Linked DNA regions of Homo sapiens: regions 1 and 3 are each linked to region 2. A link is an interaction called in ENCODE POLR2A ChIA-PET data of the cell type or tissue named here. Cell type or tissue: CD4-positive, alpha-beta T cell. All regions are shown on one strand. Links, peaks and the distances in the headings refer to the core of each region. The heading gives the core; the rest is flanking DNA. Region 1 overlaps TCF7 (transcription factor 7). Region 2 has its middle 34 kb from the start of VDAC1. Region 3 holds the start of TCF7 (transcription factor 7).

The links. Peaks named below come from ENCODE experiments on the same cell type or tissue, not always from the same donor. Only the 100,000 strongest peaks of a DNase experiment are listed, where the experiment ranks them.
Region 1: POLR2A ChIA-PET joins it to region 2 with 10 read pairs; 18 of 35 experiments call an interaction of 5 or more read pairs at or near these places.
Region 3: POLR2A ChIA-PET joins it to region 2 with 51 read pairs; 17 of 35 experiments call an interaction of 5 or more read pairs at or near these places.

Annotation. Positions count from the first base shown.
Region 1 is chr5:134,124,065-134,130,115 of GRCh38, reverse strand. All of the region lies in intron 3 of TCF7 (transcription factor 7), which reads right to left. Among named protein-coding and RNA genes, the nearest start is that of TCF7, 12 kb to the right of the region's middle. RefSeq lists enhancers at 1-170, 171-993, 2,290-2,639. In CD4-positive, alpha-beta T cell, for the core only: no CTCF peak of the experiment used is centred there; DNase peaks (open chromatin) are centred at 1,985 and 2,555; H3K4me3 peaks cover 2,500 bases; H3K27ac peaks cover 2,428 bases.
Region 2 is chr5:134,036,315-134,042,365 of GRCh38, reverse strand. It overlaps a transcript of VDAC1 not described here. Among named protein-coding and RNA genes, the nearest start is that of VDAC1, 34 kb to the right of the region's middle. RefSeq lists an enhancer at 16-135. In CD4-positive, alpha-beta T cell, for the core only: CTCF peaks have their summits at 2,469 and 2,668 (motif pointing left); DNase peaks (open chromatin) are centred at 1,711 and 2,645.
Region 3 is chr5:134,112,220-134,118,270 of GRCh38, reverse strand. It overlaps TCF7 (transcription factor 7), which reads right to left and starts at 3,590. Exons shown (of 10, transcript NM_003202.5): 1 at 3,116-3,590; 2 at 2,884-2,950; 3 at 2,238-2,362. The coding sequence starts at 3,364. It also overlaps a transcript of VDAC1 not described here. RefSeq lists a silencer at 3,514-3,633 and an enhancer at 3,724-3,953. In CD4-positive, alpha-beta T cell, for the core only: no CTCF peak of the experiment used is centred there; DNase peaks (open chromatin) are centred at 2,710 and 3,630; H3K4me3 peaks cover 2,314 bases; H3K27ac peaks cover 1,631 bases.

The DNA of each region.
Region 1 (6,051 bases), core at 1,130-3,629, 88 kb before region 2:
TCCCTAGCCCCCGCTCCAGGCACCACTGCCCAGGACACGGTGCTCTCCAAAGGACGGCCCGCAAGCTCCCTGCCCACAGCGTGCTGGATGCCCTGTGCCAGACGCCCACCACAAAGCACAGAAAAGCACAGAGTGTGGATGCGTGGCCACCTGAGCTGGAAGGGGTGGGGGATGGCAAGGCCACACCCTCCTGGACCAAGAGGCTTCAGTCTCACCTGCTGGCACAAGGCTGTTGCCACAGTTGCACAGAGCTCTGCTAGGTGCGTGTGGCCAGTCCACCCACCGCCTGGCCTTGACATCAGATAAAGGGGCCTGCCACAGCGGAGGTGGGGACTGGAGTCCCTGCATGCAGCCTTGGCAAACCACAGGCCTGCTCTAGGCCCAACCCGGCCCGAGGCACCCTCGGAACTCACTGAGCCCCACTTAGCCGAGTGGCGTGGCCCATGGCCTCCAGTGGTTTCTATGCATTCGTTTACTTGCGTTTTCCTTCCTCCACTTTGAGGTGAACGCCCCTCAGGACAGGATGTTTTTAGAGGAAAATATAAGCTTCCGGGAGCTGCTGCAACTGAGCTGCTAGTTGATGCTACCAACACAGCCTGGAGACTACACAGCAGCCCTGAGACTGGGCAACCCCCAGCCCAGGCAGTTATTCATGCAGCTCCCCATCAGTGCCCAGCCATCCAGGAGCCCACCGTGGACCGAGGCAAGGCACAACCTCATAGCTCCGCTGTCTTTGGCAGTAGGGAATGGAAAACAGGGATCTGGGGAGGGAGGTGTTTGAGGAGTTCTGAGGCTGTTTCCCTGGGGGCTTTGCAGAAAAGGCAGGAAAATACCAGGTGCAGATTTAGAGATGGCAGCCCCCACTAGTAACAGCCAACTGAGTGTCTCAGTCTGCAGAGCTCCACCCCTGCCGGAATCCCACCAGTCTTCCCAACCACTTTGTGCTGTGCATACAGACTTCGCAGACGAGGAAAGTGAAGCACAGAGAAGCTAAGAATCTTGCCCGAGGTCTCACAGCAAGCAGTGATGGATCTGGATTAGAATCTGGCCCTTTGGGGTTCTTGGCCACAGATCTTTACCATTCAGTGACAGGCCTCAACAGGCAGCACTTCTGCTGGCAGCAGCCTACCAAGAATTTTTCTTGAAACAAATTGGCTAGCAGTGTGGCTCTGAACCTCCCCCTGGCCCTAGGTGAGGGCACTCTGTCCTTGAAGGAGGTGATTTTGATTCTCAGTCATAAATGACCAAAAGAAAAGCAAGAGGTCATCCTTCCCACCGGGTCTGGCTGGTGCTCCCTGGCCCCATGTGTGAGGAGGGGTGGGACAGCCACCGGAGGCTGGGGTGCTCTCGCCACGGCTTGTCCAGCTCCAAGCCCGAGAGTGAGAGCTGAGAGCCCAGGCAAGGCCCAGAAAGGCAGGGGCTCAAGGGCAGAGGGAGAGAGCCTTGGAGATCACCTCCCCAGCCTTGGCCCTGCATTCTTGCCCCAATTTAATCTAGTAGCCTCTGAGAAGCAAAGACAAGACAGGGGTCTTGTCATGTGTTCTGTCCCGCAGCCTGCACCAGCCCTAGGAGGACAGTCCTGCCCTGAGGCCGCCACGGTCATGAAGCGCTCACTCCCCCAGCTATAGCCAGTCAAGACCCCTGGGGCTCTGTCTGGACTGTCTAGCCATTTATCCAAAGGGAAACAAGGCGTGGAAAGGAGCTCCTGGAGGCACCAGGCCCTGGGGTGCTGCTGCCCGAGCCCTCACACCCAGTGTGAGCAGAGGGAGGAGGCTGGGCAGTGCCAACTGCATGGGAGCCTCAGGAGAGCCCTTCATGAGGCGAGTGAGGGAGGGTCACACAAAACTGCCCCAGACAACTCTCAGAAACACACCTGGGTGTAGCATGACGCAAACAGGGCAGAGAGTGAAATACCAAACTGGGGTTGAGGAGTGGGAAGGGATGGGACGGGGGAGCCAGGCACCCAGCTGTGGCTGCAACACACGTGCGCGGCCAAAGACGCAACGGAGTGTAAGGGGAGGGACAGCGAACGCCGAGTCAGATGTCTGGGCTCAAATCCCTCCTCCAGTACCCACTAGGCGCAAGTCTCTCTATGCCTGGGGGTCTCCATTGTAAAACATCCAGGTCTCATGGGGTTGCTGTGAGGATTAGATGAACTAATATTTGTGGTTTTTTTCTTAATATTCCTTTTTTACTTAAGAACAAAATGAAACAAAAGGAGAAAAATCAAAAGCAAGTATGTCCCAAGACAAAGGCTTTTCAGGAACGCCAGCATTGTGCCAGGTTGGGGCCGCCAGCCCTTGATTTCCTCTGGACCACTGCCTGATTCCTGTCAGGCCAGATCACTGAGCTCCTGGCTGGCCCGCAATGACCAGAGAGGATGGGAGGCGGCGGGGCAGCGAGAGAAGAAGAAACTGCCCTCAACGTGCCCCAGTGGGGCTGGCAGCGGCTCTGGTTCCTAAGCGGCTTTCCCACGGGGGAATAAGGTGGGCGGGCGCACCCATACCCTGAGACTCCCTCAGCTGCCTCAGTCCAGCCATTTCCCATGACTCAGAGCCTAGGAAACCCCCTAGCCCAGCCCGGGATCACACAGAGGAGGGTGCCTGGCCCAGGAGTCCAACAGCAGGCACTGAGCTGCATCAGGACCAACACTAGAAAGAGGAAGTGATCCACCTGTAGACAGGTCTTAACTGTCCTTCCATCAGGCACCAAATCGGAATCAATCCTAATGTCATTTACGGATACTTTTCCATATAACATTCCTTCTAGAAGCCCTGGGCACCTGCCTTTCAAGTAAGAAAGACAGCCCTTTTGGCCCTGGGAGCCCTGAACTTGCCAGGTGTCTGGGGAGGAAAGGGGTCATCCCTGACCCAGGCCCAGAGCTATGAGGTGCCCCTGGAGAGGGAGTGAGAGGACTATGGCCTTTCTCTGGGGCCAGAGGAATCCAGCTGGGTCCAGCTTATGAACCTGACAGTGTGCTGGGGGTACCACCCAGCTTCTTGGCCCGCAGTGCCCCCATCTCCACACATTGTACAGCAAATGGGATAGAGCAGGGAGGAGCATGGGTTTCAGGGTAAAACAGACCAAAGTTCAAATCCTGACTCTGCCAGGTATCAGCGCATTCCTTATCCTCTCTGAGCCTCAGTTTCCCCATCTGCAAAAAGGGAGGCCACAATAATACCTACTTTCTTGGCTTGTACGATCTTTTTTTTTTTTTTTGAGATAGAGTCTAGCTCTGTCGCCCAGGCTGGAGTGCAGTGGTGCAATCTTGGCTCACTGTGACCTCCGCCTCCCAGGTTCATGCGATTCTCCTGCCTCAGCCTCCTGAGCAGCTGGGATTACAGGCGTGTGCCACCGCACCCGGCTAATTTTTGTATTTTTAGTAGAGACGGGGTTTCACCATGTTGGTCAGGCTGGTCTCAAACTCCTGACCTCGTGATCCGCCTGCCTTGGCCTCCCAAAGTGCTGGGATTACAGGCGTGAGGCACTGTGCCCTACCGACTTGTACAATCTTGATATGAGTAAAAGCCCCTGGCATAGGCCTGGCACTTGGGAAGTGCTTGACACATGAACTACTGTAGTTGTTGTTATTCTTTCAACAACTGCTTACTGAGCACCTACTGTGTGCCAGGCCCTAGGGTGGGCACTGAGAACCCAGTGGTGAAATGAACAGATGTGGCCTGGGCCCCACAGATCCTCTCCGGCCCTTTCTGGTCCCAACTCCATCCCTAACACCACCCCCTGCAACATGGCCATCGACCCTGTGGCCTTGGCTCTCCCAGGTTCATCTGTCCCCACACCCCCGCCCATGGGGATGCCCACTGCCTCAAAGGCTGCCAGCGAGCTCTGGGGTGGCTGCTGCAGCCAGGCACGCACTCGGTGGCCAGCCCGCCTGGACCTTGGCTGTACCCAGCCAGCAGAGACCTCACTGCTGCCACTGCCGCAAGGCTCTCCACAGGCTGCCTCTCAGCATCTCAGAGGGCCCACCCACCTCTGCCTGCCTGGCCACCACGCCAGCCACAGAGCCATCTGATTTGAATGAAACTTCAAACTTAATGACTTTCATGCTGGTTATTTAAAACACAATGTAATTTTCTAAAACACCCTATTATTTCTTTTGATAGCTACAAAGCTTCCCCCAGTCCCATAAGCATGTTTATTTTTAGGGAAAAGAGTGGTTTGCAGTTGGTCATAGAGACCATAAGGAGAGGGAACCCACACAGCAGGGCAAAGAGTCAACCCTAGCAGCTCAGAGGCCTGTGCTGCCCTGCCTCCTGCTTAGCGGGTTTTCCACCGGACACCGGGGTCTCCCGGGCAGGCCCTGCCCTACTCTCACAAACATGTTGGCAGTGACTCTCGTCCAGCATTGGACAGTGGCCAAGTAAACACCAGACTAGCACCCTCCCAGTGCTCCCCCTCCTTGGGGCCACTGTGTCCTCTTCTGTAAGATGGTTCCACTAGCTTTCCAATAAGGTTCCTACCAGCATTCCAGGCATGACAAGCCTGGGGAAGGGTCCTGAGACCACCACCTCACCCTCAGCAGCCTCCTCCTGGCTCTCCCAGACATTCTGCCTTGGGTACAGCCACAGGGCCTGAAGCTTTCACCAGCTGAGTGAGACCTGTGCCCAGATAAATTGGCTCCAGGCAGTGGCTGCCCACACTGGGAGGGTGAGTGGGTGGGGCCCTGCCAGTCGGGGCTCCCTGGCAAGGGAGGTGGCCTGGTGGTGGGTGGGTGTGCGTGCAGAGGTCAGCTGAGCCCCACCAATGCGGGGCGTCCTCTGGGAGCAGCTATTTTTAAGTCCCAGGCTTTCATGTGGCCAAATGATGTGGAGTTTACAAAGCATCAGTAATGCGTTTCAGATGGCGGCCCAGCAGGCCAGGAGGCTGGGCCCGCTGCCACCAGAGCCAGGTCAGAGTTAGTCAGAATCCCTCGGCCTAGACTCCCATCACCTGTCCCTCCCTCCCCATGACCCCTTCTTGCCTGGTGGGGAGGCTGGCTCTGGAGCAATGCTTGCAAGGAGCTGCCCAGCAAACCCCGGCTGAGGCCCACCCAGCACACAGGCCTCTCCATGGCCAGGGATTCCTACCCCATTTAAGAAACTGAGACCTAGAGAGGTTCACAGATTTGCGTGAGGTCACACAGCAGGGGGAGGGATGGCTTCCTTCCCATCACAGCTCCCTGCCCTCATGGGAAAACTGGGTTTCCTGGGAGGAGGTGATTTGCCACCACTGGCACCCAAACCAGCTCAGACATGGTGGAGTGGGGGCAGGCCTAACCGTGTAAACCCCCAAAGTCCACACCCACTGTTCCCTGGGGCCACGTCCTGCCCATCCATGCCTGGAGCCTCTGCCGCACACTCATCATTTGGAAGCACATGGTGTGGGGCCCAGACAGCTTTCCTGCCCTTGAAGAGCAAGCTAGTGGTTTTAATGGGGGGCAGGGCGGGGGGGTTAGGAGGAAGCTTATTTGGCAGAGTGTCTGCTCCTCTGATCTCTAGGGAGTTCTAGCTATGGAGTTGGGGCTGCGGGGTGAGGGCTTTGTGTCCCCAGGCTTGCTCCGGCTCTAGAGTAGTCTGCTAGCAGAGCCCAGGCAGGTGACCTCCTCCCAGGAGAAGGCCAGACTCAGGCTCACCCCAGGCCAGAGTCCCTATCCAGCAAGGGACAGAGACCCTCTACTCCCTGGGGAACTGGGCAAGAGGAGCCCCATGTTCCAGCAGAAAGCAGGGGAAGGGGGAACCCTCTGAGGAGGACAAGCCCACCCAGGCTGTAGACAGCTTGTGTGCAGCAGCAGAAGCAGGCCACACATTTTTAAGGGAGGAAGGCGGTTTCCCAGGTCCAGACCCCAAGCATGACAGGTCTGCGAAACAGGACAGCAAACTGCCTGAACCAAGAAGCTGACAATGTCCTGGTTTCTCAGAGATGCCCACCCTCCACCCCTGCCAAAGCCCCTGGGACCCTGGAGCTCTGCTAGAGACAGAGCTGGTCAGAGATGCTCTCCACACCCTGGCTGAGTCACCAATGGGCCTTGGGACCTGAGCGAGCCACTGACCT
Region 2 (6,051 bases), core at 1,221-3,720:
ACAGGATGGGTGGGGGCCGTGAGGTCCAGGGTGTCCCCACACTCCTCCATGGTGAGGAAGGAGGTCCAGACCAGTGACTGGAAAGCTTGTCGCTATCAGGGCCTGGTCCCCCCCAAGCCCACAGTGCCCAGGATGAGTGAGCGTGGCCATGACCCTGAGCCCACCATGGCAGCTGTTGACCCCAGGCCATCAGTGCCTGGTCAGTAGACAGCCCTGCTTCCGACCTTCCCACGCTGCCCCTTGACTCATTCTGAGAGCATTGCCACAAGGGGTTCTGGCCTCCAAGTTCACCTTTGGTTTGGTTTCTGCTCGGGCAGCTCAGAGCAGTTTTGTTTTCAAGTGCAAACCCACAGAGCTGCTTTCCCCTTTCTCTGATCCCCCAAAACAAACAAAGGATGTTGGTCTGCATTTTGATTTGTTTTGAAGCTGCAGAGGAGAGTGAGGGAAATGGGTCACCTCAGGAGCTTCGAGGGTGGCCAGGCCAGCCAGGGAGTGTGGGGTGGTGGCCAGGATGGCGCCTTACTCTGGAGGACTGACTGGCCAGCCCACCCTGGGTGGGCCCTGCTCCCAGGGAGCCACTCACCAACAGGGATGCCTGGAGCTGGGGGCTCCTCATGGGGCCATGCAAAGCGCCCTGTGTGGAAGGCAGGAGGCCCAAGTCCCAGGCATGGCTCCAAGGCCCCTTGCTGTGTGATGTTAGGCAAGGCCTGCGTTTCTCTGAGTTTGAGTCTGGTGAAATGAGGCCCACCAGCTCGGTCCCACCATCTTTCCCATCCCCACTGGAGTGGGGAGGGGGCATTACAGAGTCCCATGCCACTCACAGCGCTGATGTCCAGGGCTCCCTGAGCAGCTGGTCCTGGGACCATTGGATAAGCACCTTATATTCTGCTAGGACGTTGGCCATCAGGGCTGGCCTTCTCTAGCCCCAGACCCATTCCTTCGCCTTCCCACTGGTCAGCAGAGGCCCCTACACTGCTTGGTTTACATGATCCATGGATGTGCCCCTCCTGGGCCTGTGGCCCCTCCCAGAGTGGGTGTAGGTACCTGAAGCAGTAAAGATTAGGTCAAGGAATTTTCAGCAGCAACCTCTTTTCTGACATCCCCCAAAGAAAGAAGTCCCCTGAGCAAGGTGAGCTCTGTCATTCCCAGAGCCTGCAGGTGACCAAAGATGTTCGGAAGGAGCCTGCGGGTCAGCCAAGTCTTTGAAGCATCAAGAGAAGGAGCTGGTAATGTTTTCCCTTGAGTAGGATCAGTAGCAGGGGTTTGAGCAAAGTGAGTGCATTTATTCCAGAACAACTGAACTGGATCCCAAGGACAATATTTTAAATTTCTTCATTAAAGTCCATCTGTTCCGACAGTTCTTCATCTTTTGCATTATTAATCCTTTTAGTGAAAGCTACAGATTCTCTTCTTGGGGGAAAAACACACACACAAAATTTTGAACCACATTTAAAAAGGTTTGCAGCCCTCCATGTGTAATTCCTGGGAAGTTAAAGTAATTCAGGGAGAACTGACTTCCTAGAGTGACCCCTTTCCCAACTGGGGAGGAGACACTATTGGATAGCCTGGGTTGTTCTTCAAAGGATGTTTTGGAGAGACACAGAATCAACTGCTCTTTTTATTTTTTAATTTTATATTTGAGACAGAATCTCGCTCTGTCGCCCAGGCTGGAGTGCAGCAGTACGATATTGGCTCACCGCAACCTCCACCTCCTTGATTCAAGCGATTCTCCTGCCTCAGCCTGCCTCCACAGGCACGTGGCACCATGCCCAGCTAATTTTTTTTTTTTTTGAGACGGAGTCTCACTCTGTCACCCAGGCTGGAGTGCAATGGCGTGGTCTCGGCTCACTGCAACCTCTGCCTCCCGGGTTCAAGCGATTCTCCCACCTCAGCCTCCCGAGTAGCTGGGACTACAGGCACGTGCCACCACACCCAGTTAATTTTTGTATTTTTAGTAGAGATGGGATTTCACTATGTTGGCCAGGCTGGTTTCGAACTCCTGACCTCGTGATCCGCCCACCTCGGCTTCCCAAAGTGCTGGGATTACAGGCATGAGCCACTGCTCCTGGCCTATGCCCAGCTAATTTTTATATTTTTAGTGGAGACCGGGTTTCGCCATGTTGGCCAGGCTGGTCTCCAGCTCTCGACCTCAAGTGATCCACCCGTCTTGGCCTCCCAAAGTGTTGGGGTTAGAGGTGTGAGCCACCGTGCCAGCCAATTGCTCCTTTTAGAATGGGAGTGCTAACCTCAGGGGTCTCTCTCTCGGGTGCCAAAAGAGGAGATGCCTTTTGTGTGGACCCATGGAACTGAAGCCTCCGTCCTTGTCCCTGGAAGGGCCCAATTTTGGGGTTCCAGGAGCTCCTGCGCCTAAGGGGGTGCTGTCACCCTGTGGTTTTTCTTAGTTGACAGCTCATAGGTGCTTGGGAATGTGCTGTGTCTGCGTTCCAGACTGCAGGAGCAGTCTGGAAACTTGGCTGTGGGCAGACATGCCACCCTCCTAAGGTGAAAGAAACCTGAGTGGCCAGAGCCTAGTGTTTGCTCCCCTAATTTGAGAACAGGGAACTGTGCCTCCTCCTGGAGACTGCAGGGTTTGGGAGCCGGGAGATGGCCCATCTCGCTTCTTTGGTCAGCTTCTGGCGCCACCTCGTGGCTAATTCTCTAATAGCAGCCAGGTCTCATTCTGGCACAGAGGGTTCTCAGTAGAACCACCAGAGGGAGCTTTAAAATTACGCACGTCTGCCGGGCGCGGTGGCTCACGCCTGTAATCCCAGCACTTTGGGAGGCCAAGGCGGGCGGATCACGAGGTCAGCAGATCGAGACCATCCTGGCTAACACGGTGAAACCCCCGTCTCTACTAAAAATACAAAAAATTAGCCGGGCGTGGTGGCAGGAGCCTGTAGTCCCAGCTACTCAGAAGGCTGAGGCGGGAGAATGGCCAGAACCCAGGAGGCAGAGCTTACAGTGAGCCGAGATTGCGCCACTGCACTCCAGCCTGGGCGACAGAGGGAGACTCCGTCTCAAAAAAAATAAAAAAAATAAAAAACCACGCATGTCGGGGGCCATTCCAGACCAGTGAAACAATCATCTGTTTCGTTGGGGCCTAGCATCAGTATTTATTAGGGCTCTCCAGATGACATCAATGTGAAGCCAGGGTTGCGAATCACTGTAACAGCAATAGGTTGGTTCCTTGGTCTTGGCCCACAGGCAAGGGAGGACGATTGAGGTGGGGAGGAGAAATTACAAGGGCTTTCTGGAGAATTGGTTTCACTTTGCTTGCATGGACCTACTTGGTGCTCTGGAAAGCATGGAGGTCAGCGAGTAATGAATGCCACAATACAGAATGTTGTAAATAAGGCGCCTATTGCAAATAAAGTGTCTATTACTGGGCCTTTACATTAGCATCTGTGGGCATTTCCATGGGCCCTCTATGGGCCCATTTTGTGTCTATCTCAATGATAGACACAAAATGGGTTCATTTTGTGTCTATCTCAATGATAACATTTAAAAGTCAACATATAAACACACCTTGGCTTACCTGGAAGGCTGTTAACTGACTTTCTCTCCTGGTTTTGGTGTCCAAAATAACTTTGGAATTTACTATCCTATTGCTGCAAAGCAGAACTACTTTAATTGTCACGGGGTAATTAGCAAAGGGTAAAAGGATTCACTTGGTGAGGAATGTATTTGAGCCAGGCAAAGACAAAAGACTTGGCAGAATTGAGTTATCTTTTCAAAATATTTTCATGTTCACAAAACAATGCTGTAGCTGTTTTGAACTCACAAGTACCTGCCCCATGCTGTCCCATACATATTACACTGAATGATATTTGTGGGGGGTGGGATTGAGGGAGGGGGTCGTGGATAGGAAATAAAGTCCCAACTCCTGGCCAGAGCCGGCAAAACCCTGTATGCTCTGCCTCTGCCTTCCTTTCAATCCCCGCTCTTACCCTCCATGCTTACTGGCTTCCCTCCAGCCACACTGGGCTTTTTGCTGCCTCTCAAACATGCCACCTTGTTCTCATCCCAGGGGCCTCTGAACCTGCTGTTTGCTTTGCCTGGGGCACTCTTTCCCCAGATATTTATGTGGTTTGCTTTCTGAGTTCTTTCAGGCCTTAGCTGTAATGTCAGAGGCCTTTCCTAATCACCCTCATTAAATTAGGACCCCTGCCTAATTCTTCTCCCCATTTTGTATTCTCCATTGTACTTTTCACTGCTTGAATTGTATTGTTTATGTGCTTGTTTCCTTGTTTATTGCTTGGGAACCCACATGTGTTGTAACTCCTTGAGGGTAGAGGCCATATCTAGCATTTACCATAATTTCCCCAGTCTTTGGCACATTGACATTATTTAATAAGCATTCTTTTACAAATTCTTGTATTTTGGAATAATTTTAGTTGCAATGATATTACAGAGTTATGGTATATTTTCACTCTGATTGCCTTAATGTCAATATCATATATAACTGTAGTACAATGATCTATAAAAGGAGTTAACATTGATACAATACGATTCACTAATCTACAGGTTTTTTGTTGTTTTTGGGGGCTTTTTTTGCAGTGAGAGAAAGAGGCATTTATTGCAGGACATCATCAGGCAAGGAGGATGGGGAGCTCACGCTTAAGACCCAACCTCCCTGATGGCTTACAAGCAAGGGTTTTTAAAGGCAGGGGTACATTTCAGGAAAGGAGAAGTCACAGGCCAATGTGTAAACAAACATATGGAAGCTATACATTGGTTTAGCCCAAAAAGGTGGGATATCTTGAAGCAGGGGCTTACAGGTCATAGGTAGATTCAGAGATTCTTTGATTTGCAGTTGGTTGAGGAAGGAAGACTTTGTCTAAAAAACTTGGGGTCAGCAGAAAAGAATGTTAAGATTTGGCCTTAATATAGGCTAGTTAAGATCAGGAAACCCATTAATCATCAGGGGTGCTATGCCAGTCAGGTCACCAGAGCAAGCCCTAATGCACTAGGTCAGAGTGACCAGTTTAGCAAATTGATGGCCTGCAGGTGTCACTTTCTCCAAGCACCTCGGGAAGAAATTTAGAACACAGGGCAGTGATCAGAGTTCAGTCCTCAGTTCCCTCTTATCTGAGGTCCACATGACAGCAATGGGCATTTTCCATCTGGTGGGCATCCAGGTTTCTGAAAAACAAATCTATTAGGATTGTTGCTTTATTGGGCCTCGTTTCTTCCATCTGACTTTCACTTCTTGTCCTGCAGTGTCCACCCTGGTCTCTGGATGGTTGCCTGTTTGTGCTGTGGTTGTTCCTCTGTTCTCCTGCACTTGGTTACTCGTTAAAGGGCACCTTCTGCATCCTCATCAGCCTGAGGAACTGCTAATAATGTCATATTAACTGTTTGTGCATTTGCTTCAGTTTTTTTGTTTGTTTGTTGTTTTTTTGTTTTTTTTTTTGAGACGGAGTCTCACTCTGTTGCCCAGGCTAGAGTGCAGTGGCGTGATCTAGGCTCATTACAAGCTCCACCTCCTGGGTTCACACCATTCTCCTGCCTCAGCCTCCCAAGTAGCTGGGACTACAGGTGCTCGCCATCATGCCTGGCTAATTCTTTGTATTTTTAGTAGAGATGAGGTTTCACTGTGTTAGCCAGGATGGTCTCGATCTCCTGACCTCGTGATCCGCCTGCCTCAGCCTCCCAAAGTGCTGGGACTACAGGCGTGAGCCACCACACCCGGCCTTTTTTTTTTTTAAAAAAGACAGTGTCTTGCTCTGTCACCCAGGCTGGAGTGCAGTGGTGTGATTATAGCTCACTGCAACCTTATACTCCTGGGCTCAAGGGATCCCTACAGATCTTACTAGAAGTGCACTTGACCTACTAATGTCCTTTTTTCTGGTTGGTGTTTTAGTCCAAGGATCCGACATTATGTTTAGTTGTCATGTCTCTTTAGTGTCTTCCAATCTGGGACAGTTCCCCAGTCTTTCATGACCTTGACACTTATGAAGAGTGTTGGCCAGTTATATTTTGAATGTCCCTCAATTTGTGTTTGATTTTTTTCAGGATTAGACTGAAGTTATGCATTTTAGCAGAAATACC
Region 3 (6,051 bases), core at 1,248-3,747, 76 kb before region 2:
CTTTGGAAAAATCTTCCAAAGGCAGTTTTTCCTCAGGGCCCTTGCAAGGGGCTCCTGACCCAAGAAAAGAAGATCATTCCTGGTTCCAGACACATGAACCTTGAATCCAATAATAAATATGCTTCTAAAATGTGGGGGTGGATTCACTTTGCTTGGTAAAACCCAACCACATTTTCAATGCCCACACGTCTTCAGGTAATGCAAGCAAATGCTCTGACTTGCTATGTGTTTATAACTGGCAGGTTTGCTTAAAAGAGGTTCTCCTACATTCACATACAGCTTCCTCACTGAGTGTCACTCCAACTTACACCTCTGCCTCTGTCCTTTTCTGCAGCCCCACAGAGCAGCTGAGGCCAGGGCACAGAGAGCCAGTGTCACAGCCCGTCCTTTTCCTCCTCCTGTGTGGCCAGAAGCCAGACAGTGGAGACTGTGGCTGCGCGGGGAGGAGGGCAAGGGGATTTGTACCTATAGGAGCAGGTGCGATACATAGAAATGTATCTGCTGTAGCTTGAGAAAGACTGAAAGGTGAAAAATAAATGACCCAGGCCAGTGGTGGTGTGCCTCCTCCACTGTCCTGTTAGAGCCTACTCTTGACCCATGTGGCCCAAAGGACACCAAATGGTCCCATCACCCATACCCTGACAGCAGAACGAAGCCCTCCCTGCTCCAGATACTCTCCCAGCACTTGCCCACACCATGAGATGACCTCCGAAAGGAAGCCTTTTCCCTGTGCTGCTGTGGAGCCCCGGGAGGCTGGAGTAGAGCCTTGGGCCTAGGCCTTTTGTCTAATCATGGTTCCACGGTGACCCCAGCCCCTATGCAAGTGGCACACCTGTTGGAAGTTTGGCACTGGTGGGTTATGTCAACCTAGTCCCAAATCTAAGGGTTTATTTACATCTTGTAGGGATCCAAAACGCATCTTTGTTAAGCATGGGCTCACACAGGGTGAGTTCTCTGGATGTAGTCACTACATCAGCGGGGGAATGCTGGGGGGCACACCCCCCATCTCACAGACTTGGAAGGAAGTGAACCACCTCATATACCAAGCCACCCCAGAGCAGAAAGTCGGATACAGAGACTACTCGAAAAACATACTCATTTTACAGATAAGGGCCCAAAGGGCAAGGAGCTCATTTCTAGAGCTAGCCATAGAATAGGCTTTCCAGCCTAGGCTTCTGGAAAGAAGCCTATATGTCTTCTCATTCCCACTGGCTTGGCATGCAGCAGCTCTCAGAACCACCCTCTTCACTCCTGGTCTGAAATAGCCTAGCACTTAACTCTCCTCCCTCTGGTGACCCCACTGTAGCCATGCGAGCCTCCAGCCTGCCAGCCCCACCTGCACTGGGCTTACATTCACACCCAACACTCACTTACCACAGTCCTCCAAACCTTCCACGTACCTTCACCCCAACTTGGACCAACTGAGGAGAGTGTGAAACACGAATAGGAATTTCTTTAAAAGCGCAGCTGTACTGCTCCAAAACACTCAGAATAGGCTCTTCACACTTTAGGTCATCTGTACCAATGGGCATGGTTTGTAAAGATCATGAAATCTTTTCAAAGCACTGGGACTTAAAAATATTTAATTCACGAATTAATTAAACTGGTCCCTTCTCAACATCACTGATTTGTAGCACCTTTGCCAACCCTTCCTGGTATGTCTGAGACCAAGCCAGTTTCCTAAGAACCCACTTTCCACACATGGTGTTCAGGGTCCTTCTTTGGCAACGGTACACTCACGCCCGTCAGGACACAGCCGACCGAACACAGCACGTTTCTCCTGCACAACCAGGGGACCTGAACAGATCAGCTTTCCTGCCCATTCCTCCAAGCGCCAAGGAGGCTCAGGGTTTCCTGGGCTAGTTAGAAAGTTAATTGCAAAGCTCTGAGCTCAGATCAGAGCAGCGAGGAGCAAGGGTGGTCTCGGCTCAAAAGTTCTCTAAGAAGACCCCACCCTGGCATCACCCAGCACCAGGACAGAGCCTGCACCTGCTTATGAGCAAGCTGGGAAGACAAAAGCCAAGAGGCAGAGGGCAGGGGGGTGCCCCAGGGCGGCCCCTCCTTCCTTCAGCAAAGTTCTCCTTTTGGTTCAGATCCCACCGGGTGTGTATGGGAGAAAAGACCAGCACAGGAGTCTCGTCTATTTTGTTCCAGGCAGAAGTCTCTTGCCGGTGCCTCACCTACCTGGTCAAGGAGGCTGCAAGCACAGGGCGGCACTGGCTGCGGGGTCCACTTACCAGCGGGGGCTGCGGCTGGGGGTGCTGCCCTGCTCCCGAGGGGGGTGGGTAATGCATGAGCAGATTGAAGGCGGAGTAGACGGTCTCTTTGTACATGCCGCTGGTGCACTCCGGGGCCTTCAGGCCTGGAAAAACCACAGCTGGGTCAGACACACCAGCCCTGGCAGCGGCTGGGACTGAAGGCTGTCTGCTCTTGAGAGAAAAAGAATTGCCAAGGGGTCCCCTGCAAGTTCCTGACTTGGGAAGGAACGGGCTGGGAGTATCGGCAGTGCCAAGTTTTAGGGGAAGGACCTGGAGGGCAGGCCTCCCCGAGGTGGCCCCTACTTGACCTCCCACCCCCCGCCCTCCAACCAAGAAACCTTGGCCAATTCTGTCTCCTGAAGGCGGCGGATTAGTCAGTCACCTGGGCAGGAGGGGAGGCGGGGATGGCGGGGGTCTGTTTACTCCTATAAAGGTCAGGGCACCGGAAGTGACTCGACCCGGCGGCGCCCGGGAAGCCCGCCCCCCACTCTCCACCCCTGGGTTCTGCCGCCTCCTGAGCTGCGGTGGGGGAGGCACCCGGCTCCCCGCGGTCCTTGGCGTCCCCGTCCCACCGAGGCCAGGGCCTGAGCGCGACGAAGGGAAGCCGGGCCGGGCAGAAACTCACCGTCCTCCAGGGGCTCTGGAAGTTTGTCCGGGAAGAGTCTCTGCGCAGCGTGTTCCCGCCCGAGAGCCTGGAGGGAGAACCGGAGGGGAGTGAGGGGCGGTGGGACCGCGGGGGTCGGGGCCGACGCCGGGGCAGGGACGCTCTGCGCGCTGGAGACCCCGAGGGCCGCGCGCAACTGGGGCGGCGCGGCGCGGCGACCGCGGGGGAGGAGCCGGCGCCGGCGGGGGCTCACCTCGGCCTCGCCGCGGGCCCCGGCGCCGGCCCCCGGGACCCCCGGGATCCCTGCGCCGCCGGCCGCGCCCTCGGACTCGTTCACGAGCGACGACTTGAGCTCGGCCAGGTCGCGCTCGGGACCGGCGGCGCTGTCGCGGCTCTTGTCGTCCTGCTCCTCGCCTTCATCCTGGAAGGCCAGCAGCTCGTCCGGCGCGCCGAGGTCGTCGCCGCCGCCCGCGCCGCCCCCGCCGGAGTCCAGCTGCGGCATGGTGCGCTCCGCCCGCCGGGGCGCGGGGCGCTGGGCGCCGGGAGTGCGGGGCGCGGAGCCGGCCCGGGGGGCGGCGAGCCCGGAGTCCGAACCTCCGAGCTCGGATCGCGGCGGGCGGAGCGCGGGCTGACTCCGCCTGGGCGGGCTGCAGGCGCGGGCTAGGGCGCGGGGCAGAGCGGCTCCGCGAGCTGGCGGGTCGGAACATCAAAGGCGCCGCCGGCCGAGTGCCGGGGGCGGGGCGGGCACTGGGGGCGGGCCGGGCCGGGGGCGGGACACAGGTCCGCCCCGCCTCTCCTCTCCCGGGAGAGGCCGGGACGCGCCCACTCGGCATAGCCTTAAAGGGCTCGCTCTTCCGGAGCGCACCCTGAGAGAGACGTCGGACAAGCCTGGGAATGATCACCCTTCTCCCGAAACGCAGAGACTCTAACGGGAACTCCTGACCCCGCTTACTCACCTACAACCAGATATTCCCCCTGCTTTCTGCGCCCAGGTTTCTCCTCCGGCTGTGGAGGGCGGGGGTCCCCTAGGCCCTTGGGACTTGGGCGTGGCTTACCATCGCAGCCGTGGTGTGAACTGTATCGTGCCCAGGCTCCAATGCGCCCTGTGCTTTGAACTGGGGGCTTCCTAGGGCTTGAGGCTGCTTGAGGCTGTGCTCGTACCCCAGGGAACCGGCAGCGTTGGAACTCCGCGGCGCTGTTGCGGCTCTTGCCCCATCCTCCATCCCTGTGCCAATCAGGGACTTCCTTCTAGGCCGCCTGCATACAGTGCGAACATAAGTATACCCCCCTTCGCACATTTATTGAGCTCCTGTTGCGTGCAGAGCTTATACATCACACATCTGTGACGGGCCCCTCAGTCAGGCGACGGCTCCGAGCCGCGAACACAGCCAAGAGCACCGGACCTCAGCCGATCCTCCAAGTCCCAGCCCCTATGACTCTCCCAACTCGGTTCCGTGACTAGAACCTGCAGCCCGGAGACTCGGAACTTTGGGCAGCCACGTGGGCGCGGGATTCCGACATGGGTCGCTCGTCCACAGCAACTCAACCCTAGAAGTCGCATTTAGGGAGCCCATGACTCTGAAGTTGACCCTGGCCTGACTAACCCTCTAACCCTCGCTCGATCCAGGCTGAAACATCTAGATTTGCGGAGCGCGGGAAAGTGCCTGGATTCCAGCGCATCTGTATGGCACCCGGGTCTGCGTCCACGCGGGCCTCCACGGCGCGCTTGGCCTGGCTCAGCCCCTGCATCTACAAAAGACGCCGGTCCTTTGGATCGCGATGCAGTCAACAGCAGCTCCCCTAGCAGGTTTCTGTGCTGGGTTCACTGTAGACGCTCACGCCTCTTCTGAGAGCAGTTGGGATAGAGGGTATTTGGGGGAGGGCCGGGTATTGGACGCCTCTCCCTCTGAGGGCCCCACAGGACCCCTGGCAGCGGTGCAAAGCCGGGCCGGAAGACAGCCGTGCCTCCCTCCGGGTCCAGGCCCAGCGTGGCTGGCTGTGGATCAAAGAGCTAGGCCATGCTTCCCTGTGTTCAGATCCTATCTGTGCCCGCCCAGCCGGGTGTCTCGGACACCAGCCCCCACACCCCCCTCCCCCGCCACCTCCGGGCTAGGGTGCCCACTTTTCCTCCTTTCCCCAGGCTGGGGCTGGGGGGTGGCATGGGCACGAGTGCTCAGCTTGGTGATGGAGATGAGGGGGACCCTGCCCATTAGGTCTCCCCAGCCTCTTCCCAGGGTGGGCTTGCCGCTTAGTCTCGCCTCATCTGCTCCGGATTGGCGGGGAAGGGGGGGCTCGGCCCTGCCCGGAGGGGAGAGGTACAGGGACGGGAGTTCAGAGCCTCCGCCACCTCAACTCCTGAGGTTATAGGTAGGGTCTGGCATAGGGTGAGCCTCCTCTGGGACAGCTGAAAGGGAATCCGGATCTGCCCAACCCAATGGCTTTAGGGGTCCTCATGTGTTTGTAGGGAACCCTGGTTCAGCAGGAACGTCCTCCAGAATAGCTGTCCCCAGACCCATGAGTTCCACCGACACAGATCAGTGGAGGCTGAAGTGTTCTCCAGTCCTTGGAGAAAGGAGAAAAGTCACAACAACAGTGAGGTTCTTTTTGTTTTGTTTTGTTTTCTCAATAAGGTTAAAACTTTCCAGCTTCGTATTAGCCTTTAATCAAGGATTATGCCCTTACTGCTTTATTGGTGTGAAAACATCCTTTCTTTACTAAAATGGTGGTGGGACAAGTGTTTTTTTTCATGTCTTTATTTGGTGAAAGAACATAAGGAACATTTTTTTCCCCATCTGTTAACTCCCCCACCCTCAAGTTTCTTTGGACATTTTATAGTCTGGGAACAACTGTCCTATGGGGTCATAGCTCCAACTCCCCACCCTGCTGGCTGGAACCAGAGGAGAGGGTGGGTGAGTAGGGAGAGTGGGACTGTGAGGAGGCGTGAGGGAGAGAAGGGCTGAGTCACAGGCATCCACAGCCACACTGAAATCAGTCTGAAGGCTTGCTAAGGGATCATCTACTGTGTACCTAGCCCTGGCTTGGGCTGTGGAGAGGGAAGGGCTAGAGGTGTCTGCCTTCCAGGAGCCATTGGCTGCTTTGAGAAGCTGAAGAGTTATTAGAGCCGATTTAGGTGCTAGAGTAGTCTATACAGGTAATGGACAGAAAGAGCTCAGATATGGTGAGATCAAT